Linked DNA regions of Mus musculus: region 1 is linked to region 2. Evidence: chromatin loops called from intact Hi-C (ENCODE). Cell type or tissue: heart. All regions are shown on one strand. Links, peaks and the distances in the headings refer to the core of each region. The heading gives the core; the rest is flanking DNA.

The links. Hi-C counts contacts between places; a loop is a spot of excess contacts. Peaks named below come from ENCODE experiments on the same cell type or tissue, not always from the same donor. Only the 100,000 strongest peaks of a DNase experiment are listed, where the experiment ranks them.
Region 1: a loop joins it to region 2, with 13 times the contacts of the local background. A loop is called at or near these places in 4 of 42 quality-filtered maps.

Annotation. Positions count from the first base shown.
Region 1 is chr1:130,978,011-130,993,226 of GRCm38, forward strand. No RefSeq gene overlaps it. Among named protein-coding and RNA genes, the nearest start is that of Gm41952, 22 kb to the left of the region's middle. In heart, for the core only: CTCF peaks have their summits at 6,586 and 9,702; no DNase peak of the experiment used is centred there.
Region 2 is chr1:131,131,608-131,146,823 of GRCm38, forward strand. Dyrk3 (dual-specificity tyrosine-(Y)-phosphorylation regulated kinase 3) reads right to left here and starts at 6,627. Exons shown (of 3, transcript NM_145508.2): 1 at 6,473-6,627; 2 at 4,653-4,764. The coding sequence starts at 6,549. In heart, for the core only: a CTCF peak has its summit at 7,307 (motif pointing left); a DNase peak (open chromatin) is centred at 6,724; H3K4me3 peaks cover 2,005 bases; H3K27ac peaks cover 1,992 bases.

The DNA.
Region 1 (15,216 bases), core at 2,379-10,378, 150 kb before region 2:
CCTTTTTCCCTTACTGCTTTTAGTATTCTATCTTTATTTAATGCATTTGTTGTTCTGATTATTATGTGTCAGGAGGAATTTCTTTTCTGGTCCAGTCTATTTGGAGTTCTGTAGGCTTCTTATATGTTCATGGGCATCTCTTCCTTTAGATTTGGGAAGTTTTCTTCTATTATTTTGTTGAAGATATTAGCCGGCCCTTTGAGTTGAAAATCGTCATTCTCATCTACTCCTATTATGTGTAGTTTTGGTCTTCTCATTGTGTCCTTGATTTCCTGGATGTTTTGAGTTAGGATCTTTTTGCATTTTGCATTTTCTTTGATTGTTGTGCTGATGTTCTCTATGGAATCTTCTGCACCTGAGATTCTCTCTTCCATCTCTTGTATTCTGTTGCTGATGCTCACATCTATGGTTCCAGATTTCTTTCCTAGGGTTTCTATCTCCAGTGTTGCCTCACTTTGGGTTTTCTTTATTGTGTCTACTTCCATTTTTAGGTCTTGGATGGTTTTATTCAATTCCATCACCTGTTTGGTTGTGTTTTCCTGCAAGTCTTTAAGGGATTTTTGTGCTTCATCTTTAATGTCTTCTACCTGTTTAACAGTGTTCTCCTGTATTTCTTTAAGTGAGTTATTTAAGTCCTTCTTGATGTCCTCTACCATCATCATGAGATATGCTTTTAAATCTGGGTCTAGCTTTCGGGTATGTTGGGGTGCCATGGAGTGGGCGGAACCAAGATGGCTCCCGGGCCAGGCGGACACCTGTCCTCTGGCTGGGAAGGTGGCCGGATGTCTGGAGCCGAAAATGGCGCTGCCTCAGAAGCTCTGTGGCTCTTGCCTGTCCCAGAAGCTGTTAGCTTCTGTAGTCCACACTCTCACCTGTGCAGACTACTTTCTTCGGAGTCCTGGAACCAAGATGCCAATCTTTTTCATTCATCTGTGTACATGATAAATTCATCCCAACAAGATCCTAATGTTTCAAAGCAATGGGACTTGGCAAGTTCCTATTGTTTGTGGTTAGTCTCGTTCCCTTGAGAGCTAAGGTATAGCACTGAGTATCTGCGATGTGGGGTTGCCATCATCCCTGTGGAAATAAGAGAGCCCAGATCACTAAAGGTGTGTGTCCCTATCATTCCTGGCTTAGAGCTGGCACAGCACTCTTCCAAGATGCAAGCATACCTTCAGCAACGCTCTTCTCAATGTGTTAGTGAAGAAAATCCACCCTGATCTTCCTTCCACCCTACCCCACACATCATTCCCCAGGCTTGCTCTTCACTGGAGTATAAGCTGTTGTCTCCTGAGCCCATTCTGGCTTCTGCTTCCCAAGCCTCAGAGGATACTGCAATCTGACCTGAATTATGAAGCCAGTGGCAACTGAAAAAGGTTGGGATAGGGCTAGGGAAAAATCCACTCTGCAGAAGGCAGCTGCCCAGGTAAAGCTGCTGTAAGAGGCATGTGACATTCATTGTTGGTTCTGTGCCTGCTACAGCTGCGTCCACCAGTTCCTGTCATCTGCAGTGTAGCTGAACAACAGTCCCTTAGTAGAAATATATTTTGTTACCACCCTCAGCCCACCAACATCCCCATGTAACCCCCAACTATGACAGTTCCTGTTTGAAGTCCATTTCATCTGAGGCACAAGGACTGCTATGGTGCCATCTAGTGGCTATGGGGCCTCATTTTCTCATGGTACTTGGGGAGTGTGTGCTGGGTAGATATATATGGTTGTATAGAGAGCTAGGTTATCATGACTATTATCTCATACAGTTACTTTGTGTAACAAATAGCTAAAATCTACTTAAACAAAATGCCTATTTAGTAACACCTGAGCTCATGTTGAACATCAGCTCTCTAGGCTTGGTCTTCCTACATATCTGCTACTTTATAACCTTTGACTCCACTTCCTACCAACCCGTTCTCTATCTCTGTGTATTTTATCCTTGGTATCATATATATAACTGAGAGACCCTGCAAAACCTTTTCTTTATCCACTTTTAAAAGTTTAGCATTCCCTTCTACAGGTCCATTAATTCTGTAGCAAATTAACAGTGTTCCCTTTTTCCCAAGGCACTCAATATTCTATTATATGCACACACATATATGTCTACAAATATGTGTGTATAAATTTTGTTTATACATTCTTTGACCAATGTACTGTCTCCACATTTTAGCTATTGTGACTAGTACTGTAATAAATACAAGGGTCAGGTGACTTTGCAACATGTATTTTACCACCTTTTGTATAAACCTTCTCTGGTGATTCTCCTAAAACTGGATGGACAATCAGTGCAGACTTTCTCAAAGACTAGATGAAGGAGAAGACCATAATTTAAAGTCTGCCCTAGTTGCAGGCTGGACAGAGGATATTGTATTCAGTTAGCCAACAGAATCTGCCTCTAAGGATAAAGCGAGGAGATGCCTCAAGGCCAAGAGAGTGTAGGCCCACAACCTCAGAACCACCCAGACTCACCATTGTTCCAGATCACAAAAACTTGCACCTATGAGATCACACATAGCATTGGGGGATCATGAGTTATCCTTCCTTTCATGTGAAAGCACAGTCTCAAGGTACCAAACAAGCCCCTGTAGTGGCTTCCTGTGTCACAGAGTGAACTGATCTGGGGGGTGGGGGAGGAGGGTGGGAGGTGGGTTCCATGCCTCAGTTACCAGTGTATGTTGTGAGCTCCATTCTTTACCACACGTGAAGAAAAGGGGTGCTGTAAAAATGACGATTCGTTAGCTTATTGGAACTCCTCTTTATTGTTGCTGGCTATTGAGCAGGGATAGCACAGGAAGAGATGAAGAATACTCCTGAGACCACATCTGTGTCTTCTATGCCCACAGTCACTCCCATGACTTCTACGTGCAGTCACCTACCCCATGTTTCAAAAAGCTACAATGAGAACATTTGCCTGCAGCTGAGACATTGAGTGTCTTTCATTAAGTCTGTAAAAGGAACCCACAAAAGACATTACTAGGAAACTTTTAGAGAAAAAGTGCAGATGTTAATGACTACAGTTAACTTTCAAACACATCCTAATGATGTAGATGGGCCAGAAATCCAGGACCTACATGAACAGGCACACACACCTTTAAAAAATTACCAGTAAGCGCCGACATGAGGAGGTTGGAGAGATGGGTCATTGGTTAAGAATGGACTGCTCCTGCAAAAGACCCAAGTTCAATTTCAGCACCAGCATTGGATGGGTCACAACTGCCTGTAACTCCAGCTCAAGGTTTCTATGTTCCTTTTTGGATTCCTCACGCACAAATATACTTGTTCACATATATGTACATATGTGCGCATACCCACACACATACAGTCACATAACACACATGATTAAATAGAAAGCTCCAGATGAGATGAATGGCCGAGTGAGGATTCTTCAACATTCAAGGGCATGATAAGCACAATAAAAGAGCCAGTTAATGTGGGGGATAATATCTGCAAAAAGGAAAAAGTCAATGGCAGAAGCACAGGGCACTTGAACACCAAAAGAATTCATAAAACACTCATAATGTTCAGTGGTACTCCAAAAATATTTTTAAGAATGGCATACAATGCCCCAACCAACTGACATATCAAACTAACTCGATATCTCAGATCTTCAGTCTATGGCCTGTAGGGTATACATGTTGAGAAATGTATCAAACTCTATCCATATATTTTAAAGTTTGTGTAAATTTTCAGTTTCTCCTGGAGGGATCTAACCTCTTGCGCGCGCTCGACTGGCCAGGAAGAACGACGCTGCAACAGGATCCTTCTGCACACGTTTATTGGAAGAGCTTGATTATAGAGGCAAAAAGACCCTGAGCCCAGAACTGGTGCTGCTTACATAGGCCTAGGAGAGACGTGTCTCACATCTGATTGGTTAACTTGTCTTGGCAAAAGAACCTTCACTGCCTATGTATGTGTGGTGGCCAGCAGTAGCCAACTGCCACTCTGCAACGGCTTCCCACATCTCCTCCTTTTTGTTTTAATAAAATGAGACTGGTCTAGGCCTGTGCAATTATGTCCATCCGCCATGGCTCCTGTTTTAGGTCGTTCCTCTAATGTCACAGCCTTTCCCGTCATAGGGTAACCCTATCGCCACTGGGCCCCGTGTCTTAGGTTGGTCTGTGCATGAGGAAAGTTGCCCGTCTCTGGATACCGCAGTACTGTGTGACAGTAACTGCTAAATGACCTAGGGCGAACTTATGGCCCACAAAGGTATACTTATCCCGGTCTCAATCATCAGGAGCAGAATCATCTTTGGATTCATCTTGATCTTTCACGAACCCAAAGTAGATTTTCTTTACCCGGTACCACCGTTCCTCAGCTGAAGAGTTCTGAATCCACGCAGTCAGATCCTTCTCAGCAGTCTGTTTTGCAGGAACACTTCATTACCACCATTCCCCAGCTGAAGAGTTCTGAATCCATGCTGGATCCTTCTCAACAGTCTGTTTTACGGGAACCTTTATTAACCGCTCCTTCCCTGTGATGCAGTTCTGAATCCTCCCTGTAGCAGGGGGTCTTCGCTCGTGCCTGAAGATGTTTCTTTTCCCGGATTTTCGGCACCAATTCTTGCACGCGCTCGACTGGCCAGGAAGAACGACGCTGCAACAGGATCCTTCTGCACACGTTTATTGGGAGAGCTTGATTGTAGAGGCAAAAAGACCCTGAGCCCAGAACTGGTGCTGCTTACATAGGCCTAGGAGAGGCATGTCTCACATCTGATTGGTTAACTTGTCTTGGCAAAAGAACCTTCACTGCCTATGTATGTGTGGTGGCCAGCAGTAGCCAACTGCCACTCTGCAACTGCCACTCTGCAATGGCTTCCCACACTAACCAGGTTGTGGAAGAGGATTTTTGCTATCTTATGGTATATTTTTATTAAATGTAGTTTAATCATGATCTCACACTGAAGATTTTATGCCATTTTTAAAAAAATATTTTCATTATTTTAAGAATTATAAGCCAAAATAATGTATACCTTGACATGTGCCCACTGATGCCATAGTGGCCAGAGATTACAGGAGAAAACTTTGAGGTTTGATTTGAGGCCTGCTCCACAGGAAGAAATTCAAGCATAGTGCTATGACTCTGGTCAAAAACTCATGCCTTGGGAGGGTATAGGCCCTAAGAAGGAACTGTTGTCAAATGGTCTTCTAAATATTTATTAGCATCCCTATAGATTAATTCTGTCTTCAGCCTTGGCCAGAAAAGTGTCTTCCTGCAGTGGACTGGAATTAAAACAGAGGTTCACAACTGGTCAAAATGATGAGATTAAGTACCTATTGAGGTCTCATCCCTAAATAGCGTTCTCTCGTTCTCTCTCTCTCTTTCTCTCTCTCTCTCTCTCTCTCTCTCTCTCTCTCTCTCTCTCTCTCTCTCTCTCTCTCTCTCTCTCTCTCCCATGTGTGCATGTGTACACACACACACACACACACACAGAGCTCTCCAAGGCTCAAGGAACAAGATGGAAAGACTGTAAGAGCTGGAAAATTGGGAAAGAGCACTGGGAAATGCTGTCTGCTGGACAGGACAAGAAGACCCTTACACCCAGGAACTCACTGCACTATGGTTACCTGAACAGGATCAGTCAACAGTCTGATGAGCAACAATAATTAGAAGCTGTTATTAACAACAAAAAGACATGACGTCAAGAAGGAGACCTGCTGGGGTGCCTGGGGTGAGTGGGAGGGAGGAGGTGGGGCTCTCCCCAATCCAGGTGCATTGATTACATTCATTCCATTGTCAAAAATACTTAAAAGATACTCTGCTTCTCAAAAAGACTGTGTAGGGCTGGAGAGATGACTCAGAAGTTAAGAGCAAGTGCTGCTCTTGCAGAGGACCCAGGTTCAATTCCCAGTGCCCACACGGTAGCTCCCAGTCATCCATAACTCCAGTTCCAAGGGACCCAGTGGACTCTAATGGTCTCTGCAGGTACCAGGCACACACATGGTTCACATACATGCATGCAAGCAAACACTGATAGACATAAAACACAAATAAGTGAACCTTAAAAATAATGTGTACATTAATAAGTCATCATACAACATCCTTTAAAAGAATTGTAAATATTAGTGTGTGTTTCTGGCATTTTAACTTGAACATACGATATTACAGCATAATGTATTTAATAGACATGAATAGGAGATACTGCAGCTTAGTGTATTTAATAGCAGTAGTGGCAAAAGATCAAGAATATGTTTCCATTGTTTGCAAGATGATACTGAACTAGCTTTCAGTTACAGACAGTAAAAAAAAGAAAGCTAAGTACCACTCCCTGACCCCTTGACTTCCTTCCTGGTTCCTAGGTGCACCAATTTGTGGGCAGGCTGCCTCAAGGGGCATCCTTATTAAAACATAGAAAAACTGTTTCAAGCATGGGGGGCATCCCTGTTTATTTTCCCTACCCAGCAATAACCCCATGATCACTGGGAGTAACACAAATTCATACTAAGAACCTTCCTCTGTACACCATGAGCAGTCCTCATGCACCCACGCACGCACAGCCATGGTTCTTTCTTGCATGGCTGTTCTTTCTTGCGTGGCTCCCCAGCTCCACGAGCCTCGTTGCTGAATTAATCCACCCTTTCCTGGTTATGCCACAAGAGGTCCTTGTTGCTCACTGACTGAATGAACTGGGAGCTTTTTCCTGGTGCACCTGCTGTTCAGCAAGAGACACATGCACCTGCCACCCAGGAATGTGTGGCCTCCCAGGCCAGAGCTCCGCCTCCATGACAATATTCTCAGCCCACTGGAAGTCCGCAGATGCACAGAGGTCTTGGATGGTCCTTTGCAGCTTCACCCTATTTACTGCATCCCATGCTGAGAGCTCTGCACTTTCCCTTCCTTACCCCTATACACATGTGCACAATTACCCCGGGATCCCTCTCTAACACACTGACTCTATCCTTCCCTCGAGGCGATAGGCATCCTACAAGCACAGCTAACCCCATGTTCAACTCTGTATCACTCCAGGCATCAATTTGTAGAGCTGAGCAGAATCCAGAAGTGCAATGTGCTGTTGTGGTTGTTTTGTTTTGTTTGTTTTGTTTTGTTTTGTTTTGTTTTGTTTTCATTTAATTGGGAGATTTCAAGTTTTCCCTATGCTCTATTTTTTTCTTTTTTTATTGGATATGTTATTTATTTACATTTCAAATGTTATCCCCTTCCCCAGTTCCACCCCACTTCCCAGAAACCCCCTTTGTCATCCCCCCTGCTTCTTTGTGGGTGTTCCTCCACCTACTCACCCAGTCCCTCCTGCCCTCGAATCCCCTATCAAACCTTCATAGGACCAAGGACCTCTCCTCCCATTGATGCCTGACAAGGCTATCCTCTGCTACATATGCAGCTGGAACCATGAGTACTCCTTGGTTGGTGGCTTAGTCTCTGGGAGCTCTGGGGGGGTCTGGTTGGTTGATATTGTTGTTCTTCCTGTGGGGTTGCAAACCCCTTCAGCTCCTTCAGTCCTTTCAGTCCCTCCTCCATTGGGGACCCTGCACTCAGTCCAATTGTTGGTTGTGAGCATCTACCTCTGTATTTATAAGGCTCTGACAGGGCCTCTCAGAAGACAGCTAGATCAGGTTCCTTTCAGCAAGCATTTCTTGGCATCTACAATAGTGTTGGGGTTTGGTGACTGTATATGGGATGAATCCCCAGGTGGGACAGTCTCTGGATGGCCTTTCCTTCAGTCTCTGCTCTACACTTTGTCTTCATATTTGCTCCCGTATTTTGTTCCCCTTTCTTTTTTTTTCCAGGTTTTTTAAAAATATTTTTATTAGGTATTTTCCTCATTTAAATTTCCAATGCTATCCCAAAAGTCCCCCATACCCCCCCCCCACTTCCCTACCCACCCACTCCCACTTTTTGGCCCTGGCGTTCCCCTGTACTGGGGCATATAAAGTTTGCAAGTCCAATGGGCCTCTCTTTCCAGTGATGGCCGACTAGGCCATCTTTTGATACATATGCAGCTAGAGTCAAGAGCTCCGGGGTACTGGTTAGTTCATAATGTTGCTCCACCTATAGGGTTGCAGATCCCGTTAGCATCTTGGGTACTTTCTCTAGCTCCTCCATTGGGGGCCCTGTGATCCATCCAATAGCTAACTGTGAGCATCCACTTCTGTGTTTGCTAGGCCGCGGCATAGTCTCACAAGAGACAGCTATATGTTTCCCTTTCTAAGAAGGACTGAAGCACCCACACTTTGGTCTTCCTTTTCCTTCAGCTTCATGTGGTCTATGAATTGTATCTTGGGTATTTGGAGCTTTGGGGCTAATATCCACTTATCAATGAGTGCATACTATGCTCTACTTTTTAAGGTTATAGTTCATGTCTTCAATAGAAAAAATTTTTACCTTTCACCTTGTGGCTATGTGAATTATGAGCTTCATTATGTGCCACACACAGCGCTAAGACCAGAACAAATTCCGTCCTGATCTCCACATTCATGTAACACAGGTGAAGACATACTAGGTATGTATGCAAGTCAAAAATAGTGGCAAGCAGCCTGAAGTAAAGTTGCCCCTAAAATAGAGACAAAGCCTCTTTTTAGAACATGGGACCAGTTACCCCCGGAGGAGAAAGGACGAGTCAGCTCCAGCATCATGAGAGAGAAGCAGCCAAAAGGAGAGAATTAAAGAGAGGATGGAGGAAATGACGTGGATAGTAATGATGACAGTAAGACATGGCACACCAACAGAAGGAACTGGTAAGTGACAGTGTCACCAGAGTGGAGCAAACGGAGTCCAGTGAGGATAGCATGCACAGCCACAGTTCTGAGTTTCACATCATGCACCCCAACCCCGCTCATCTCCCTGTCTCTCCATATCTACCCATAAGAATTTTTTTAAAAATAAATGTAATAAAGCAAAGCATAAAAAAAAATCTCTTGTGGTGGAAGCTGTAGTATGTAGTGTGCCCCACAGTGTACCCTTTTGTCCACACGTCTTTCCTTGCAAAAGTTCATTGCACTGAATCATCAGTCTGGTTCAGGATCTTTGGCTTCTGCTACTCTATCAATACTGGGACCTCACTGGGACTCCTCGAGGATATCCTATTGTTGCTCTGTGTCATGAAGATCCTGGAGTTTCGGATCTGCAGGACTGGCACCTTCATGTGCTCCAGCAATTCATAGATGGGGTAGATGTTTGGGTGGGCCAACTCAAAGCCCTGGATCTGGGCCTGGGTGGCAGCTGAGTTGATCAGTGCACCGGCGTCACCAGGGCGAGCTCTCCAGCACTGCCCCAGCTAGCTCACCCAATGCTGCAACCAGCAAGGGGCACAAGGTGCAGGGTCTGCTCTCCTAAGTGTAGCAGCTGGTAAGAGGTGGGGCCTGATTTCCAGAATACTGAAGTCAGGGAGGGGTGGGACCAGCACTGCACAGCCCTTGGACATCAGTGTGGTCAAAGGTAGCAGCCCAGATCAGGGATACCTTCATGGTCTTTAGTGGTAATATGGACCATAGACATCAACACAGATCCCTGTTGCTTCATGGCCACAAACCCAGACATGGACTTCAGTGGCAGCATCAGCTGGGATTTTACCATGACCTCAGGTGGTAAGGCTAGCTACTCAGAGTGGGCTATTCCTCTCTACACTTGAGTCTCCAGTTCCACCTCTCTTCAGAATGTTCAAACTGTTTCAGTTCTCTTTTTCACCCATCTGTCCACCACATACTTGCACACTATAGTGGCAACCACTGAGGGCAGGCTATGCACCTGGCTGGCCTCTGGGTGTCCTCCTCTGCCTGCAGCTGTATAGTGTGGTAGCCAATGGGCCTCTCAATAAGGATCATGAAGGCCATGTTACCATTGTAGGGCTTGGGTCTGATGCTAAGATCCTGTTCCCCAGTTCTTCTTGATTCATCAATAAAGACACCAGCAACCAATGACCGAGGATGAGGTGAGACACTAAGAGTTGCTTGGGAGAATGCAGGGAGGGGGTCGAGGAGAAGCGGGGAGTAGCTGCAGGAGATAAAGCCATCCAGCCATGTGAGTTTTCTGTTGGAATGGCCAGTGGCCACTCTATCTGATTATGTCTGGGGTGGCAGGAGAGGTTTAGCAGTGCTCAGTCATTGACTTAGCAAAGGCATTTTAAAATTAACAGGCGTATGTGTCTGTGTTTTTCATCCATGGATCCAATATCCTCTAGGCAGGGGCTGGTAGCGCAGCTGATCCAGACTTAAGGTGTTGTAGCTAAAGCTACATGCAACATACCATGACCTTGAATTTGCTGTCATCATGGAACTCAAATGTATTCTATATGTTAGGAGAAACCATAAAGTTATTTTAAGCAAGGAAATGGTGTGATGTGGTTTAGCAGGAGATAAGAACACAAAGAATGACCTAGAAAATTAAGAGAGGAAGAGAAAGGGAAGTTAACAGGCTGTAATGATGTTTGGATGAAAGGATATTGACTTGGACTAGGTCACTGAAGGTGAACCCAAGGTCAATGATACAATCGAGCAGAACAGCAAGGTCCTTTCACCCTGTGGAGCTGGTGAAGCTGGGAGAGCATGAATCTGGAGAGACACTGTTTCCCTGTAGTGATCTGCTACCCAAGCACAAAGCCAACCAGCCCAGAGGGGAAGCGAGCAGTAATAGGGGTGATACAGAAAGCAGGCCAACTTAGATATTTCAGAGAGAAAGCCATGGGGCCTAGTGATGGTCTGTACCTGACTTATCTTTATTGTTCATGAGCACAATTTGTTCCAAGTTTTCTCAAGGACAGTCCTGAAACTTGTATTTTCTAAGTATGTATATTATAAGTGACAATTTACCCTTGTGTAGACCTCTAGGTTGTATATCTTCATTGTGCAGCTCAAAGGTGGAGAAGAAATCTGATGTGAGCTTCTTCCCCTCCCCACATAGGAGTTAATACTTTATATGTAAAGCATACACACCAATAAACTCTATATGCTCCTTTTAAATCTTTTCCATTTAAAAGTTGCACCTGAGGGCTAGTGAGATGGCTCAGTGGGTAAGAGCACTGACTGCTCTTCCAGAGGTCCTGAGTTCAAATCCCAGCAGCCACATGGTGGCTCACAACCACCTGTGATGAGGTCTGATGCCCTGTTCTGGTGTGTCTGAAGACAACAACAGTGTACTTATTTATAATAATAAATAAATCTTTGGGCCAAAGCGAGCAGGGACTGAGCAAGCGGGGCTGACAGGAGTGAGCAGAGGTCCTAAAATTTCAATTCCCAACAACCACATGAAGGCTCACAACCATCTGTACAGCTACAGTGTACTCATATACATAAAATAAATTCTGAACAGTATAATAATAATAGAGAAATCAAGTGGAGCACAAGCAAGGAAGCAAGCATGTTATACCTTCATTTTCCTCTGTTCTTGACTATGTGTGTGATGTGACCAAACTACTGCAAACTCCTACTGCTCTTACTTTCCCACAATGGCGGGCCATAACCTAGAGCTAAATAAAACATTTCTTCCCTGCACTGCCTTTTATCGGGATATCTTATAAGACTAACAAAAATGAAACTGAAACAATGAGTGAAGATTAATGCACGGTACAAGCAAGTAAAACAGAAAGGCTCTTTGCCCTTCTGGAGCTGGTTAGTCAGAAGAACATGAACCTGGAGACACTTTTTCCCTGTGGAAATTTCCATGCCCAAGTATGAAGCCAGTCAACAGGGCTGGGGGCACTGGGAGACTGATTTCTGGTTATTTCTTGAACTTCATTGCTGTCTATCAGTTTGTGCTGGACACAATGCTGTTCCTTGGTTAACTCTGTGTGTGTGTGTGTGTGTGTGTGTGTGTGTGTGTGTGTGTGTGTGTGTGTGTGTGTAAAAGAGTCACATTCATTTTTTATATAAATAAAATATCTCTTAAGATTTTTCTTGAATGGAATACATTTTCTACAAAAAGCTCTTGCTGCACATAATTCTGTACATTAATTTTAGGAGCTGAAATTTGTGGGATGTGTTTGATATCTGTCGTTCACATTTGTTCTAGTCTTTCATATTCATTTCTTTATCTTTTGATTTAGTGTTCTAGGAAGTCTATCTTCAGTTTGCTTTTTACTCATTCAGTTGGTTCTCTCCCATGTCCATTTGTGAGTCATGACTACATCTTAAATTTTAATTCAATAACCTCGTATTTTAGCCTAATGCTTTGATCTGCTTGGATCATCTCCTTTGTAATATATATTTTTTCTAGTCACATAAGTAAAAAATTTTTCCAGTGTGTGGTAGCATATGGCACTTTCAGATAAGCAAAATATGAAGTTGTCATTCTTTTTTCTGGTAAGTGATCTTATTAGTCATATTAACATCTCTTAGTTGGCACTGGTTTTTTTTTTAACATTTTATTAGGGGGGTGTTCACACACATGTGTACATACAAAAATGTTATGGCCTGGGTGTGTAGGTCAGAAAACAACTTGAAAGAGTTGGTTGTTTCCTTCTACCATGTTAGAACATGAGATCAAACTCAGGTTTGGTGGCAAGTGTCTTTATTCGCTGAGCCATCTCACCAGCCCTACATGCACACATATAAAGAAGACCTAGCAAGGCTCTGTCACACCCTTTGGCTGTAGGACAAAGAGTAATTAATCTCAAACCAATCAGGAAACTTCCTTCCTGCTAGCTAGCTCTCATAGTGCCAGCAGATGCTGTGCAGGTTGCCAGGGGAGAAAGGTTATCAGTGGTCTTACCCAGCACAGGACCAGCATGCTACACTACTGATCTGCCAGGCAGGTCATACCCACTGCCTGCACTAGTGGCATGACTGTCATAGTGGTAATTAACCACTTTCAGTTTGAATTGAGGATCTGCTTCACAGAAAGGAATTTCATACCTAGTACTGTAAATCTTGGTTAGGAGCCCAAAGAAGGGGAGGCCATTGGGTAGTGCCTGCAATTACTATTTTTGATTAATTATGGTCATGTTGTCAATTTCTTATAAATATTTGTTTATACCCAGGAGGCCTGAATGCTCCCAACATGAGTCAAGGAAACGTGTTTTCAACGGTGGGCAACAATCAATGCATTAATCAAAGTGTTGAGATAAGTCCTAATAGGACACACACAAACACATCCCTATATCTCAATAGGGCTCAGAGAACATCATGGAAGAGGATGTGGGAAAAAAATTAAGAGCCAAAGGATGGAGAGAAGCACTGTGAAATGCTACCTTGCGAACACGATATGGCTATTACACACATGAACTCACAGCAGCTGTGTTATACAAGATCAAACCAAAATTCCACCATAGATGGAGGAGGCCATTCCATTGATCCATCCCTTACTAAGGAGCTATTGGTGATTGATAGCTGCTAGGGAGGAAGAATCACTTTTTAGGGTGTCACTTGTAAATTTCCCGTGCTCCAGTGGATGGCCCCAAACCACATATGGGCAGTACAAATTGGACTTATTGAACTGAAGAAGAGAAAGAAGAAAGAAGGAGGAGGAGGAAGAGGAGGAGGTAGAGAAAGAAGAGTAGGGGGAAAATTAGTGGTGTTGGGGAAGGTTATGGGAGGAGCTGGAGATAGGAAATGAGGGTTATTATAACATCTCATTGTCAACATGTGCAAAATTCTCAAGAATAAAGAAAATTATAGTAAATGCATGAGACCTAGACTAATGTCTGGTACAAGCTGTCATTCAAAAAAATGTGCAGATAAGTGGCCATATAGGAATAAGTTCCTGCCCTTTAATGTGCTTAAAGTCTTCTTGACCAAAAACCAAAACACACCACACACACTTAAACACACACATACACACACACACACACACACACACACACACACACACACACACTAATGCTATTAACTGAGAGCAATGGTAAATTTGTATCAGATAAGGAATTGTATGAATTGTAACAGATCCATGTGAGGCAGCCCACATGCTGACAGGAACAAAAGTAACAATCTGAGCCATACAACAGGCATGGGCAGGTCACTTCATGCTTGAATGATTGTAAGTCTCCACAGAAGACCCAGCGATCAAGCGAAACTTTGAAAGATTGTGGCTCTAAAGCAATGGGTGCTATGGATTCTTCCTCCCAAGAGCATCCCCTCAGATTCCAACTACCCACAATGCAGTTCATTCACAGCTACAACATCAGCGAACATCAGAATCAGCCCATCTTCTCCAGCCGGAAGAAACATGTACAGATCAATTGAAGAAACTGGATGAAACAGGTGTTTAGGGGTTGTGGAAGGATGCCTGGTGTCTCTGATACCCCAGACTTCTCCAATCAGGATGTGTTCTGGTACCAAATCTCTGTCATACGTGTCTGGAAAGATGCTGACATCAATAAAAGTTTGTTATTGAGAGCAAAGACGCAGCTATGACTCAAACGGGACACAAGAGGAGACTTCAGACACTCTGATTCCTCCCATTTCTAGTTGCCTTCAGCTTCTCACTACCCAAATTATTCCAAAACACCTAACCTGGGGGTTATCCCCACCCCGCCCCCAGATAGGGAATCTGAGAAGACTCAGAAAACTGACAAAAATCAAAAAAGAATCACTGTGTGTGGTAGCTTCTAATCCCAACACTCAGGTGACAGACGCAGGAGGATCTCTCTGAGTTTGAGGCCAGCCTGGTCTACATAGCAAGCTCCAAAACAGACAGAACCATAGAGAAATACTCATTCTTGGATAGAGAGACAGAGAGACAGAGAGAGACAGAGAGACAGAGAGACAGAGAGAGACAGAGACAGAGACAGAGAGGCAGAGAGAGAGAGACAGAGAGAGAGACACACAGAGAGAGACAGAGAGAGACAAACAGAGACACAGAGAGAGAGAGAGAGAGAGAGAGAGAGAGAGAGAGAGATTTAACAAATCAGGGAAACCTAACACTGAGGTCAGGATCACTCTATGCTGGAAAAGACCACATTATCACCAGGCTCCCTGACTTCCAATGCAGAGACCCTCGTCCTATGATCTAGTCAGATGTTGTCTAACTCTGCTGTCAAGGTCTGAAACCTTCCAGCCTATAGCTAACAAATGCAAGTTTGGCACCCAAGTATTAGTGACCAGAAGTCATATTTAAATATCCTTGAATGTTGTCCTCCAAAGACAACTAGAGACCAGTCATAGTGGTGACATGCCTCTAATCACAGCATTCAGAAGGCAGAGGCAGGAGAATCTCTGTGAGTTCAAGGCCAGCTTGGTCTACATAGATAATGAGTTCCAGAACAGGCAGAGATACACAATGAGACCCTGCCTTGAACCCCCAACTCCCACCCTGCGAAGAAGAGAAATAAGGGAG
Region 2 (15,216 bases), core at 3,273-11,272:
ACTAAAAATCAAGTACTCTTAAGAACTTTAATCTGCCCAGTGTGGTGGCTCACGCCTTTAATCTCAGCACTTGGGAGGCAGAGGCAGGAAGATTTCTGAGTTTGAGGCCAGCCTGGTCTACAAAGTGAGTTCCAGGACAGCCAGGGCTACAGAGAAACCCTGTCTCGAAAAAAAACAAACAAAAAAAAAAATTAAAAAAAGAAAAAAGAACTTTAATCTACCTATAAGGCTGAGCTAGGCAAAAATAATGGCATGGCTTTAGTTAATTTATGTACCAAAAATGAGTATCTGTATGCAACTTGGTCATTTTTCCTTAAATTGTCTACTATCTAATTTAAATGCACCTAAATATGTACTGCTAAACTCTTGGGAAGGCATTGTACAGATAGACCAAGGCAGAAGGGCTGTGCTGGTCCTGGCTGTACTACTTAAAGCTCTATGACCTGGGACCGTCACTTGAACTTTTCACAGCCTTTGTTTCTTCTAGTATAAAATGTAAAATATCTACTTGGCAGCACATTGTGGAAGTCCAGCTATATTCAAAACAGGAAAGACTCTCACAAACTATAAAACTTATGCAAAAACACTGGCTACCACTATGTAAAATTCTCAAAATGTGACCACTTTAGCCCCTGTACTCTTCCCTTCCCTACACACACACACACACACACACACACACACACACACACACACACACATACACACATACACACGCCGTGGATTTTCTCTTCCTCCTGTGGTGGCTCCGTCTACATTAAAGGCCCTTTTCTACTGATTATCAGCCAAGTATCTGGCCAAAGAAGAGCCTAGCAGTTAAGTTTTTGCATGGGACCACCAAGGCCGGTTCCTCCCCCACATAAAGGCTGCCTTCCGCTTGCTATTCAATTTCATATGTTATCTTTCTAGAGATAGTCAAGCTGCACCATAAAATCACTGCTCTAACGCCTCCCAAGGTGTTATCGAGCCGGTGGGATGTTGTCTGTGGCCCTGCGTCTGCCCCTGGAGCTTTCTCTGCCTGGTGAAGGCTGCATTGACTCTGAAGGTCTTCACTTCTGTGTGTGATGAAGAGAGGGTCTCAGGCTCAGTACATTACTAAGAACAAGTATTTAACAGAGGTCTGATTTCCATAGAATTACTCTAACAGAACTAAGAACATCACTAGGATCTCCTGACTCTTGGCTCTTCTTTCGGTCAAGCCTTACCTGCACCCTGTGCAGATTAAATCCTCCACAGTACCCAGAATTTCACAGGGTATGTCCAGGTTTCATAGAGTCCCTGTAAAAGTAACCAGGGCTGTCCTGTCCTCACCTCACAATTCTGTAGGCACCATCCTCATTTTGTCCTCCCCCCCCCCCCAATCCCCGATCTGTGTCTGCTGAGCCCTCTTCACCTTGTCCTTCCTGAAGTGTGGCTTCCAGGACAGTGGATAGTGGAGATGTGTTCCACTAGAGATTATCAAAGCTCAGATCTCCAGTAAACTGGGCAAATCCCATCAAGGGTTTTTTCCACATGGGGAAGGAATCTTTCCTTACCATGTTTCTCTTTCTTATAAATCTCAAATCCTTATACAAATCAATTATATACCAATTCTCCTGTGCATAATAAAACATTCTTTCCCATTTTCCTCAATCTACAGCTGTGGTGGTTTGAATGAAAATGGCCCCCACAAGCCCATAGAGAGTGGCACTATTAGGAGGTGTGGCCTTGTTGGAGGAAGTGTGTCACTGGGGGTGGGCTCTCAAGCCAGGTCCAGTGTCACCCTTTCTTCCTACCGCCAGCCGACCCAGATGTAGAACTCTCAGCTACATTTGCAGCACCATGACTGTGAGATGAACCTGGCTTCTTTTTCTTTTTGGTAAAACAATGACTGTCTGCATGATGCAGTGTTTCCTGCCATGATGATAATGAACTAAACCTTTGAAACTGTAAAGCCAGCCCAAATTAAATGTTTTCCTTCATAACACTTGCCTTGGTCACGGTGTCACTTCACAGAAATAGAAACCCTTAAACAACAGTATTCCTATATACGATATTATTAGTTACAAAATACTATATATTTCTAGTCTAGGATTATAATCATGATAATCAGAAAGGTATATAAGCCAGGTGCTGGTGGTGTACACCTTTAATCCTAGCACTCTAAGTCAGAGGCCAACCTGGTCTATAGAGCAAGTTCCAGGAGAGCCAGGGCTACACAGAAAAAAACCTGTCTCAAAAAACAACAACAAATAAGCAAACAAAAACCAGCAAAAAAAGAAAGCTATATAGTAGACTCAACCAAGTATTTTGTTAACCATGTAATTATGTACAAGAGACAGATCAAGCAAGGATATCATGTTTTATTTCTTAAAAATACTTCATGGGTACCATTAATGTGGAAAGCATATTGGGTTTTATATAAAATGTGCTGTACTAGTTAAGTCCTATAAAAATCCTGTTGGAAAATTCAGAATGAATAATCTCCTAATCCAGATATAAAAACCTACCCTTGGGAGCAGAGGATGTGCCTCAGTTGGTAGAGTGTTTGCCTACCATGCATGAGGTCCTGGGTTCAATCCTGACCCAACACCACCAAAACAAAAAACTCCTACCTTCTACCAGCTCCTGACCTTAATTAAATCTCTGCAGCAAAGAACTTGGTTCAATAGAACGAAGCCTTTAGGGAAATGACTGACAGATTAGAGCATGTGAAAGGAGCGCCTTGTAAAGCTCTCAGGCTGCCTCTGAGGCTGTGCCAGGACTAATGGACACTGCGAATGGAATCATAGCATTAGGGATTGTAAGTGCTCCCACGGGATTGAAAAGCACTCTCCCAGCCAAGTCTGCCAATAACAGAGGCTGGGGAGACAGGGCAGGGGTTAAAGTGTTTGCATGAGGACCCGTCCTGTCAGCACTGGGTGGGCATGGAATCTGCCTCTAATTCCAGCTTCAGAAGGCAAAAACAGAGCAAGCTGGCTAGCAAGGCTGGTCATGTGTGAAAGCTCTTGATCAAGAAACCAAATAAGACAGAAGAGCGTACATCAATATCACACACACAATAAAAGTGGATAGGGAGGTTAAAGAAAAGCCCTTGCAATGACATGTTGGATTAGAATCTAAAATCTTAGGGCTTCTCCATAACTGTCAGAGTCAACAACATGCAGTAAGAAATTCACTTGATCCTGAAATATAATTTGAGAGAAGTTTAGGATAGAGATCAACACGGATCAACTCTAACCTAAAGTTAAATGAGGTTTGTGCCTGATGCCCAACTGCAGGGAGCCAGGAAATTCGATGGCCACCACAGAGGTGGCTCTGGATTTCTCAGAGGTGTTCAGAGACCACAGAAATCAACTGACAGGAATGGAAAGAAGCCCCACTGTACCCCAGAAGAGATTAAAAATGGGGTGACCAGACTTCCAAACGTATTTAGACCAAGCTTGTAATATTATTAACCCTGAGAGTGGTAAGACCTAGGGAAGAACTAGAAACAATGACAAGGCTAACAAGATGGCTCAGCAGATAAAGGTGCTTGCCACTAAGTCTGGTCACACACACACCACAAAACATGCACAAATAAAATGTTACTATTTTTAAAGCAAAATTACAGAGTAAAGCAAGGAAGGAACAAAGCAACAAAGGTGGGTTTTAAGAGGAACCTCGGAAGGGAAAAGTACATAGCCGTGCCAGCTCAGGAAGTCAGACACTTCAGCAGATGACACATTGTAGCACAGTTTCAAGTCACAGACCGTGACTCCTTGCCTTGGAACTTGTCCAAACCCTGCTCTGCTCCTCTGCCTGTGCCTGTGGACTGTGAGTTCATCTCATTCTTACCTTAAACAAAAGGGCACCGAAAGCTAAGGGTCTGGGGCTCATAAAGGATCAGAATGTACCAAAGCCCAAGCTGGACGAGTGGCCCCCGGTGGTGCACGCCTTTGACCCCTACAGAGCGGGTTCCAGGACAGCCAGGGCAACACAGAGAAACCCAGGCTTACTGTTTCAACTTAATTTATGAAGTTTTGTTCTTTTGTTTTTTGGGTTTTTTTTTTTTTTTAAACTGTCTTTCATATACTGATCTGCCAGGACTAAACGGGAAAAACTGAGCTGATTGTGAATTCTGACACTATTTTCCTTGTTACTTCTGTTAAAAGAAGCCTTTGTCATGCTCTATGTATGTCACCTACCATAAAAAAGAAACACCGCTTAAACAAGAGTTCCTTCCGCGACCCCAAGTGCCATGCCTACCCCAGCAGAAGGAATAAGGAAAGGGTGGACTTCAAATCCAAACTGTTCCAAAAAAAGCCGACCTCAAACCACAGAAACTGTTTTCCCCAAGTCAGGAGAAATCAAAAGCAAACCAAGCATGGTAATATGAGTATGGTAATATACCCATTTAATCCCAGTACTCTGGAGACAGAGGCAGGTACACCTCTGACTTTGAATCCAGCCTGGTCTACACAGAGTTCCAGGTCAGCCAGGACTACACACACTAAGCAACTCTGTGTCAAAACAATAATCTTTCAAAAAGCAAAAGAACCACACACACTCCCCAACCAAAAACCTCAAAACAAAAGCAGCCAACCCACAAATAACAAATGGAACTCCCGCGTTGCCAAGAGCATTAAGGAGCACTTCCTCTTCCCCCAAGCAACTTTCTTTCCTTTCCTACTTACATTTAGCCTTCTGGAGACAGGTGCTTCAGAGGGGTTGCTGAATGTGTCCGAATAGGGTGGGCCCTTGGTTTCATCTATCATCATGAAAGTATCATAGACACCATCCCCCAACCTAGGAGAAACGGTTACAGATAAAACCGGTCAGTAACTAAACAAAATGAGCTTGCATTTTCAAAACACCCCAGGATTTAAGCGCTTCTTACCCTTTCTGACACTGCACAAAAACAAGCCGGGCAGTCGGCAGTGGGAGAGAAGGACTCTAACCTTTCTCTTCCCTGTAATTTTTTTTTTGTTTTTTTGAGACAGGGTTTCTTACATAGTCCTGGCTGTTCTGGAACTTGCTGTGTAGAGCAGACTGGCCTCGAACGCAAACTGATCCACCTGCCTCCACCTCTGCACCAACACATCTGTTTCCTTTTTCTTTGTAAAGAATGGAAAAAAAAAATCTCTGGATTCAATTTTACATTAGTTACAACAGACTGGTGTGGTGACACACTCCTTTAATCCCTCTCTCAGGAGGCAGAGGCAGGTGGATCTCTGCTGAGTTTGAGGCCAGCTTGGTCTACAGAGTGACTTCCAGGACAGCCAAAGCTACATAATAAAGAGACCCTGTCTCTAACTAACAAATAATAAGTAATCGAATGCTGTTCAAAAAATGAGGGACTACCAATTAACTTGAACTGAATAAGAAACCTAAAAGCAGAAAGAAATAAACATAACATAGAGGTTTGTTTTAGAATGCAAGTCTAACACCTCTATTCTAGTTTCAGCCCCTGGCTGTGCTACCTTCCCCCTCTGAACAGCCTCACAGGTAAATGGGAAGAAAAGGACGTCTACACTCTCAGACTACAAGAAGAGAAGACTAGCAGAACAGCTGTCTTCTCTTCATTATTTTATGCACCCATTTACAGCTAAGCTAACTAGTGAAAAAAGGCAGCCAACAGGAACCCACCCGATGCTTTGCTTTAAGTTACACGATGTACCAAATCTCTCTTCTGTTCCCACTTCATTTCCTGGCATATGGAGATATTTAAAATGCTAAAGGACTACAGAATGGTTCTGTCTTTACACTGTGGGTCCTCCACAGTGAAGGCACACAAACAATGGGCAGGATTTACTAAAGCCACAAGATGGCCTTGAATAATGCATTTTATCTGCTCCCAAGACTACGGATTTGCGGGTCACTCTGGTCACCGGTTCATGTTACCATCTCAGATTATATACTACTAACACAACCATGACTAGGTAACATTTTTCATTGTCTTTAAAAAAAATATCTTTTCAGTCACTTTTGAGATCTGTCTTATTAAAAAAAAATACTTATAGAGTTTAACACAAGTGTTAAAGGAATAAAGGAGGGCTTTAAAAACATCCCACAAGAAATTAAAATATCTTCTAAAAAATATATTGAGGTTCAGACAATGTTTTGATAACAGGCAATTTTCTAGACAGGTCCGGCCTCTGCCATACTGCACGATGAAACACACCAGCACCGCATCTGCAGAGTAACAGCCAGACGCGAACGAGCGGATTGGGTTCCTTTAGCCAGGGCCCGATGCGGAGGGGGAAAGGGACCCCCCCCCAAAAGCGGCACATGGGGAACAAGGTCCCGGGTCTCTGCTGCTCCACCCCAGGGCCAGGGCGGGCTGGGCAGACTCTCGGAGCAACAGGGCGCAGGTCTTGCGCGCAGGTCCCAGACCCAGCTCTCCGGAGGCCGCGCCGTCCCGCCCGCCCTCCCCCGCCCTTCCCGCTCACCGCGCTGATGGACAGGCAGCCCAGACCCGCAAGGAGTCCTCCCGCTCCTACCCGGGCGCCGTTACCTCCGCTGCTGCGGCGGGAGCCCGGCCCCCGGCAGCGCCGCGTCCTTCCTCCCGCGATCGCGGGCTGCGCCTCCCATCGCGAGCTCGCCCCGCGGACACAGAGGCGGCGGTTGGCCCGGTGGGTCGCCTCCAGCACCGCACCTGCTGGCTTCGCTACAAGACGAGGCTGGGCACTGGGCTCGCGCGGTCCGCAGGGAGACCACGCGGGAGCGGCCGCGTCGCTTAGCAACCGCGCACGCCCTGCCGCGCCTGCGCAACGCCGCCTTGGAGGGAGCGGGGAGGAGGCGGAGCGAGGGGCGTGCTGTTCCTGGGTGGTGTGCTCGCAGTTCTTTTTGCAAAAGAGGAAACTGGCTTGGAACCTACGCTTCTTCGTATTCACCTAGCCGTGAAACCAAACATGGGAGTATCAGCAGCACAGCCTGCCTGCTCAGCAGACCGCTTGGAGAGCTCTGCGCATCTTTAATATGTGAAAGCGTACCTCACTCTTTCTGAGAAGTACCGTCCATGTTAAGTCTATTTCGACAGTTAAAATGGAAGTGAAAAGAAAGGCTGTTAAGCCACAGAAGTGGCGGTTGTGTTGAGCTTGGTGCCCATCAGATTTCCTAAGGCTGCAAAACTCCTCTGCAAGAGCGGATTTGATTCCCAACACGGTCGTGGCAGTTCACAACCATCCATAACTCTAGTCCCGGGGTGTTTAATGCCCTCTTCTGACATCTGAGAGTAGCAGGCACGTATGTGGTGCACAGGCATAAACTCATACACATAGGATGAGCCCATTGGATCTATGAGAACAAAACAAAACAAAAACCAAAGGTTCTTCCACGCATCGGTGGCGCACGCCACCTGGTGCACACTGGAAATTATTTCATAGAGCATAATTCCACGAATCTTCAAATGTCCAACCGAGGCTCCTTTTGGGGTTCGTAAAAGTCACAGTCCCTGTTCTCAGAAGATCCACACTCTATTTGCAGCTAAGAATCTGTCCATTTGGGACACTTTATTTTCATCTGTTCAGTGTTGACTTAGCCTGTGATATAAGTAAAAATGTTTTCTTCAATGATGATCTTTTAGAAGTTTTCTGTCTCTCTTTCATCCACAACCAGTGCAATCTTACTTTCCTAGGGTTTTTGTTTTTAAATTGGGCTCTTTGACTCTTGTTTGTAGACAGAGTTCCATGGCAACAAAGGCACCTCCCCCGCTCCAAGATTACAAAATTCTACTAACTGATCCTGCTCTCAGGACTTCTAAGAGGTGAACACCCCAGACTACTACCGGAAGGGTTGGTTGGGACTTGCCTGGACATGTTTAATTACCTCATTTCGAATCACTGCAAGTCTTCCCTTCTGTCTTTAAGGCGCATCTTCTAGAGCCAAGCTAAAGCCTTCCTGTTCTACTTGCCTCCAGCGGGTTAGGGGAGTAGATACAGAGGCTGCCTTTGTCTTTAGTAGGTTATTTCCCTAGTAAGGGAGGGAGAACTCCTTGAGGGTGCTGGACCTCCTGAGTATCTGACCTTGGTGACCTAAGTACTTTTCAGTATTTCTTCAAAGAACCCCTGTTTTGTAACAACGACCACACCCTCATTAAGCAATTGCCCTGTACCCTCCGGCTCTTGAAAAGACTCATTTAAGTGTACTTCAACAGATATTGAAATACAAAGAAAATACGATTTCTCTGTATAAAGTGTTCCATATGCTTACATATGTGCAACCTATGGAAATCTATGCAAAATATATTTGATAAATGTTACATTAAAGTAAGTAAAAAAAGGTGGGGGAACATGCTGGTGGAAGGACAAAGTTTTGAGGAAGTGAGGAGTAGGAGGGAGGGACTTTGGTTGGATGTGATCGGATATATTGGATAGGGGCTGGAGAGATGGCTCAGTGGTCATGAGCACTAGCAGCTCTGGAAGAGGATCGGACATCTGAGAGTACCAGGCACACATGTGCTGCACCGACATATGCTCAAAAGAATAAGATAAATCAAAAATTTTTTCCAAAGATATAGTGTATGAAGTCACTGAATAATAAATTAACGGATTTTAAATAAATGAAGAGTGGTTGGAAATCAGCATTATCTTTCTGAAAATATAAAATAAGAATCCTACCACATACTAGCCAAGTCACCTGAGATGTCTGCCTGTCTTTAGAAGCCAGTTCTAGTGAACAGGAAAACTAAAGAGCTTGCAATATGTGTTTTAAATGCAATTATCCCAAAATCATAAGGAAAAGACACAGGGACCTGGAGTATTGCTCAGTAGACCAATGTCTGTGTAGCATGCAAGAGGCTCCGGTTTAGATCTCCAGTACAGAAAGCAAAGGAACCAAGTGGGCATTCAGAACTTGACCACAGCACCTTCAGGAGGGACACAAACATTCCCCTGTAATAACTCAGCTGTAATTTTTTGATAAAGCAGCTAGTGGGGGGTTGGCTTCCGTTTGAAATCAGTGTGTTGCTATGAATTTCTCTGTAGTGGAATATACCATGATACATGCATATACAATGATACATGCATCACAGAACTGAAATGCACGTTTAAAAGAAGTCATTCATTTAGAACCTGAGAGACTCACTGGTGAGTGAGTGAGTCTTGATATTTCCAGCTTTGTCAGCCTGGTCTTGTGTCTCCTAAGCCCTTAAGGTTGTCTTTACCAGTCCCAAACCCCTGTCCCAAAAGTTTATGTGTGTGTGTGTGTGTGTGTGTGTGTGTGTGTGTGTGTGTGTGATATCTACAGCCCTAAAGGTTGTAAAATGTGTGTGGTGTGTGTGTTTTTGTGTGTGTGGTATGTATGTTTATGTGTGTGTGGTGTGTTTGTGTGTGGTATGTATATGTGTGTGGTATGTGTTTTTGTGTGTGTGGTGTGTTTATGTGTGTGGTGTGTTTGTGTGTGGTATGTATGTTTGTGTGTGTAATGTGTGTGTGGTATGTGTGTCTGTATATGTCTCTGTGTGTGGTGTGTGTGTGGTATGTGTGAGTGTGTGGTGTGTGGTATGTGTGAGTGTGTGTGGTGTGTGGTATGTGTGAGTGTGTGTGGTGTGTAGTATGTGGTGTGTGATGTGTATGTTTGTGTGTGTATGGTATGTGTGTTTATGCGTGTGGTGTGTTTGTAGTGTATATGTTTGTGTGTGTGGTGTGTGTGATATGTGTGGTATGTGTTTGTGTGTGGTGTGTGTGATATGTGTGGTATGTGTGTGTGTCTGTATGTGTGTGTCTGTGTGTGTGTCTGTGTCTATGAATGTGGGCATATCTGAGCATCAGTGTGAACACCAGAAGATAACTATTGGAATTCAGTTCTTTCTTTCCACCTTTCCACCTTGGGTTCTGAGCATTGAACTCAGATTGTAAGGCTTGCTTGTGTGGAAAGTGCTTTTAGCAGCTGAGCCATCTTTCTACCCCTGAGTACAGTTCTTGACTTGAAAAGCCCGACATCTAGAATGAGAACAGGCATAGTATAACTCCTGAAGACTCTCCCTACGAGGAGGAACTGGATGCACACACTTACTCCTGATCACAGTTTACATGAACCCCAGCAGGGCCAGCTCCCTGATGACTGCTGAAGGTTGTGAATGATTATTTTTGGCTGTTCTCTGGGTTCTGAGGTTTCTGTCCTCTGAATCACACTTCCTTTTCAAATGAAAGATAGTTTTTGTTAGCAGGTGAATATTTCATTTTTTTTAAATGTTTCCTTTTTTTATAGAGGTTTGGGGAATCTAAAGTTTTGTTTGATTTCAAATTTTCTACTGTCTTTGTACTTTTGGTGCAAATTGATCATATTTTAATAATACAATTCAAAGTTGTAGTTCTGTGAGTCTTATTTGCTTTTATAGTAAACAAAGCCATGCATGCAAATCTCTTCAAAGTCTTTCTCTACTTTGTGCTTCTGAGGCTGCTGAGGGCAACATCTGAGGGCATTGCCCTTGCAGTCCTTGGGGGTCCTGTGAGGGCATCTCACCTGACTGAGATGTCACTTCAGAGCTCTCTGCTGTGTTTCAACAGTCTTTGAATTAACCCTTTATTTTAAGAAGTTCGGGGTTTTCTATGTATGTTTGTGTGTGTGTTTGCCTACATGTATGTATGTGCACCAAATGCCTGGTGCCCACAGAGGCCAGAGGAAGGCATTGGATTCCCGAAAACTAAAGTTACAGATGGTTGGTGAGTTGAATGTGGGTCCTCTCCAAGAGCAGCTAGTGCTCTTAACTACCTTGTCATCTCTCCAGCCAATGTCATTCATTTTAATTTAATATCTATTGGGACAGGGTCTCACTTTGTAGACAGGGCTGGTCTAATTTAGACAATCTTTCTTGGGAGATTACAGGAATGGGTCACTGTGTCCTACAGTGGTTTTCTTTTAAAGATTTGATTTATATGCAATAAAGTTAACTATTCTTTTTCTTCTTCTTTTTGTAGTTCGTGGAATTCATTCCAGAGCCTTTTAAACACTAAGCATGCTCTTGCCACTAAAGTATATCCCAAGCCCCTAAGTTCACTACAGGTCACAGTTCTGTGAGTTGTATCAGCTTCATACAGTTGTATAACCACCAATGCTATCATAGGTAGCAGAGCAGGGTGCTCTATCTGTGGTGGTTTGAATGGCCCCTATAGACTCATAGTGGCCTTATTGGAGGAAATATGTCACAGGGGTGGGGGGTGGAGTTGGAGTGGGTTTCAAGGTTTCAGAAGCTCAAGCCAGGCCTAGTGACTCATTGTCTCTTTCTGCTGTTGGTGGCTCCAGATGTAGAACTCTCAGCTACCTCTCCAGAACTATGTCTGCCTGAATTCCACCATGCTTCCTGCCATGATGATAATCGTCTAAACCTCGGATCTGTAAGCAAGCACTGTTAGCATTCTGACTAAACTCCACACCAGTTACCTGGCAACAGCCATGTAGGCCTGGCCCACTATAAAAGGTGTTGCTTGCTCCCTCCTCCTTCTCTTACTCTTGCCTCTCTCATGCCTCTTGCTCCCTTGCTCCCCATCTCTCCCCATTCCCTTCCCCACTCTCTCCACATGGTCATGACTGGCCTCTACTATACAGTATACTTCTCTCTCTCTCTCTCTCTCTCTCTCTCTCACTCGCTCTCTCTCTCTCTCCGCCCTCCCTCTGCCACTACTACCCTCTAAACACTCTTCCCCATGCCCTGAATAAACTCTATTGTATACTATACCTTCATGTGGCTGGTCCCTCAGGAGGAAGGGACGCCTTGGCATAGGCCTGCTGAGACATCCCCTTTTCCCACACCTCATCACACTCCCATAGAATATATTCTTATATCTCTTTATCTTTTTATAATTACAAGAATCCCCAATTAAGTGTTTTACTTTGTAAGAGTTGCTATGGAATTAAAGGCATGCGCCACCATGCCTGTCAAGAGCAGGTGGATTTCTGAGTTCGATGCCAGCCTGGTCTACAGAGTGAGTTCCAGGACAGCCAGGGAAACCCTGTCTCAAAAAAAAAAAAAAAAAAAAAAACAAAAAAAAGAGTTGCTATGGTCATGGTGTCTCTACACAGCAATAGAAATCCTAAGACATTATCTCATATCTATCTATCTATCTATCTATCTATCTATCTATCTATCTCTACCTATACAAGAAATGTAATACAATGACTTACAGGCTGTGGCCCAGCTAATCCAACAATGGCTACCTATAAACAAAAGGTCCAAGAATCCAGTAGTTGCTCCTTCCATGAGGCTAAATGTCTTAGATGGTCTTCAGTATGTGCAGGAATCCTAATGCCAGTGAAGAAATGGACTTGCCAGTGGGAGAGAGGGTAAGCAGGCAAAGAGCAACAGCTTACTGTTTTCATGTTCTGGTATAGACTAGAAGTAGATCTTCCCACTTCAAATAAAGCAAAGAATCCATTGCAGCAAGAGGCAGAGTAAACAACCACTGGACATGGAGTAAACATAGGGACAAACCGTAGAGAGTGAGAGGAAGTTGGAAGGAAGAACAGAGAGCTGCATAGGAAGTAGAGGGAGGGACATTCAGTGTGAAGGGTTTTTCAGAGAGCTTGGAGGAGAGCTTTTCTTTTCCTTTTGAGACATCAGCAGCGGGAGAAGGTGAGCTGAATGCTTTCTCTATAACTTTCTGAGCTCGTAGGCTTTCATCTCAGCATCCAGCTCCCAAGTCTTTATTGGTAAAATCAAACATTTGAGATTTTTGTTTGTTTGCTTGTTTGTTTTTGGTTTTTCAAGACAGGGTTTCTTTGTGTAGCCCTGGCTGTCCTGGAACTCATTCTGTAGACCAGACTGGCCTCAAACTCAGAAATCCACCTGCCTCTGCCTCCCAAATGTGCGCCACCACTGCCCGTGAGATTTTGTTAAAAACAGCATTTGGTGCTTCAATGGGTAGCATGACCATATAGACAAGGAAATTACCCCAGCTGAGGACAAAGTGAGATGCCTGTGAAGAGCTTTCGGGGCTGCTTGACAGGAATTTGCCATTGGGAAAGGACAGGGAAGTAGGCTTCAGGCAGGAATTTGAAAGTGGGCCAGGACCAGGAAGTAAGCCCAGGAAGAAATCTAATTTTAGGCTGGAACAAAGAAGTAGGCTTCAGGCAAGGATAAGGCTTTGGGCTAGGACAGGGAAGTGGCTCCTATATCTTGGTCAGGGACTTTATTTTCTTGCTTGTTCCGCAACTATTTGTGTTTATTGTCTTCCTTGCTCCTTAACCTAGAACTGACCTTGTTACTTGCACGTAATTAAAATGGTATAAAAGCAGACTGGAAAAAAATAAACCTGCCTCAGCCTCAGAACTGGCTGGGGTCATGCTATAGTGTTGTCTAATTGTTTTTTTCTTTTTAATCCTCCCTCCTGCCCTGGAGAACCTGTTGGCTGACTAAGCTGTCTTGATCAGTGTTGGAGTTCGTCAAAAGACCCTTACTCACAAAGAACGCAGAAAACGCTGCCATTGCTGCAAACTGCGTGAGGATTTTTATTGATCCAACATGTTGGGGACTCCCCTCTCAGCACGCAGGCCAGAGGAGAGACCCAGAACCAAGAAAGAACACACTTTTTATACCTTTGTAAGGGGCAGATTTGAGCAACAAGGTTCTCATTGGTGTAGCAAGTAATTCTTTCAGGCATTGGTTGGTTTGTATAGTGACTAAGTAACCCTTTGGCCTAGTGACTTACTTTGCTTGCCCCCATGGTGGGTTATTATGATTTGGTCAGCAAAGTAATAGTACATTTTGAACTTATGGATCAGCTATTAACGTCACAGCTATCAACGTCAGGGGAATTCTCACAATGTCAGGGTGGTTTGTGGTTTTCTTCAGTGTGTGTGTGGGGGGGGGGTTGGGAGCAGGAAAATTGCTTATCTTGTTATGGTTATTTCCTGAGAACAACTAATATTGTTTTGGTAGCTGCAGGCTATCATTTTGATGGCTAAAACTCTGTTTTACATTTGTTTAGTCAGCCAGCTTCCTTATCTGGCTCTGCACTTGGCCTGCTAGTACAGTTTGGAAAGTCCTTTTCGAAGGGGGAAGGTACTAGGTGGTCTTGAATTCATTTTGGATATTACAATCAGAAGTGATCAGATTTGATGAGTCACCTGGGAAGTCTTCAAGGAGAGACTTAAGGATGGGAAAAGACATAATACGAGGTGCTACTTCAGTAGGAGCCTGTGTAGTGCTACTTTAGATGGCTTGAAAATAGAAGCAGAAGTAAAAAGCTAAAATTAGATCAATATCAGTTACGATTATTATCAGTTCATATTTTACCCTTAGTAGCCATAGTGACTTTCTGTATCCTTTCAACAACAAAAAAAAAAGCTTTAGAGATACAGGAAACAGAAAACTATGAAAAATAGATTAAGATATAAGCCTTAGAATGACTTATAAATGAAAGTAAGAGAAACACAGGTGAAAGAACTTAGACAAGAATCTACCATGCTACCATATGATAAAACTTAGGAGAGGTGATCCAAGGCTGTTAGAAAACCAGTCTTAGTCTACTCAGTTACTTATACAAGACCTACCAGGAGACAATAGGCAGCCCCAAGGTTATGAAGCAGTTAAATAGAATCCTATAGACATAATTAGATTTGAGGAGATTTGTGGTAGTTTGAATATGCTTGGCCCAGGGAGTGGCACTATTAGGTGTGGCTTGTAGGAATAGGTGTGGTCTTGTTGGAGGAAGTGTGTCACTATGGGGGTGGGGTTTGAGACCCTCCTTGCAGCTGCCTGGAAGACAATAGTCTGTTCCTATTTGCCTTTGGAACAAGATGTAGAATTCTCAGCTCCTCCAGTACAATGCCTGCTCAGATGCTGCCATGCTTCCTGCCTTAATGATAATGGACTGAACCTTTTACACTGTAAGCCAGCCCCAATTAAATACTGTCCTTTATTAGAGTTGCGTTGGTTATAGTGTCTCTTCATAGCAATGGAAACCCTAGCTAGGACAAGATTTAAGGAAGTGATCGGTTTTTGTGGTTTGCACTCTTTAGTTACAATGATGAACATGATGAAAAGAGGAAGCTAGGGCCATAGAACAACGAAATAGGGCTAGAGGTATTAATATTTCTTAGGATCAGTTGCTAGGTGAAGAAGGTCAATAGGCTGTTACAAAGGCAGCTTGAATTTAATGATCACACCTTGGCACTATGTCATTTAGCAGCTTTAAATGCTTGGGACAAGGTTAACGAATCAGGAAAAAGTTCTGAGTCATGTACTAAAACCATGTAAGATCCTAAAGAAGCCTTAACCGAGTTTTTGCAAGGATTTACTTCAGCTGTAAGTAGAATAGT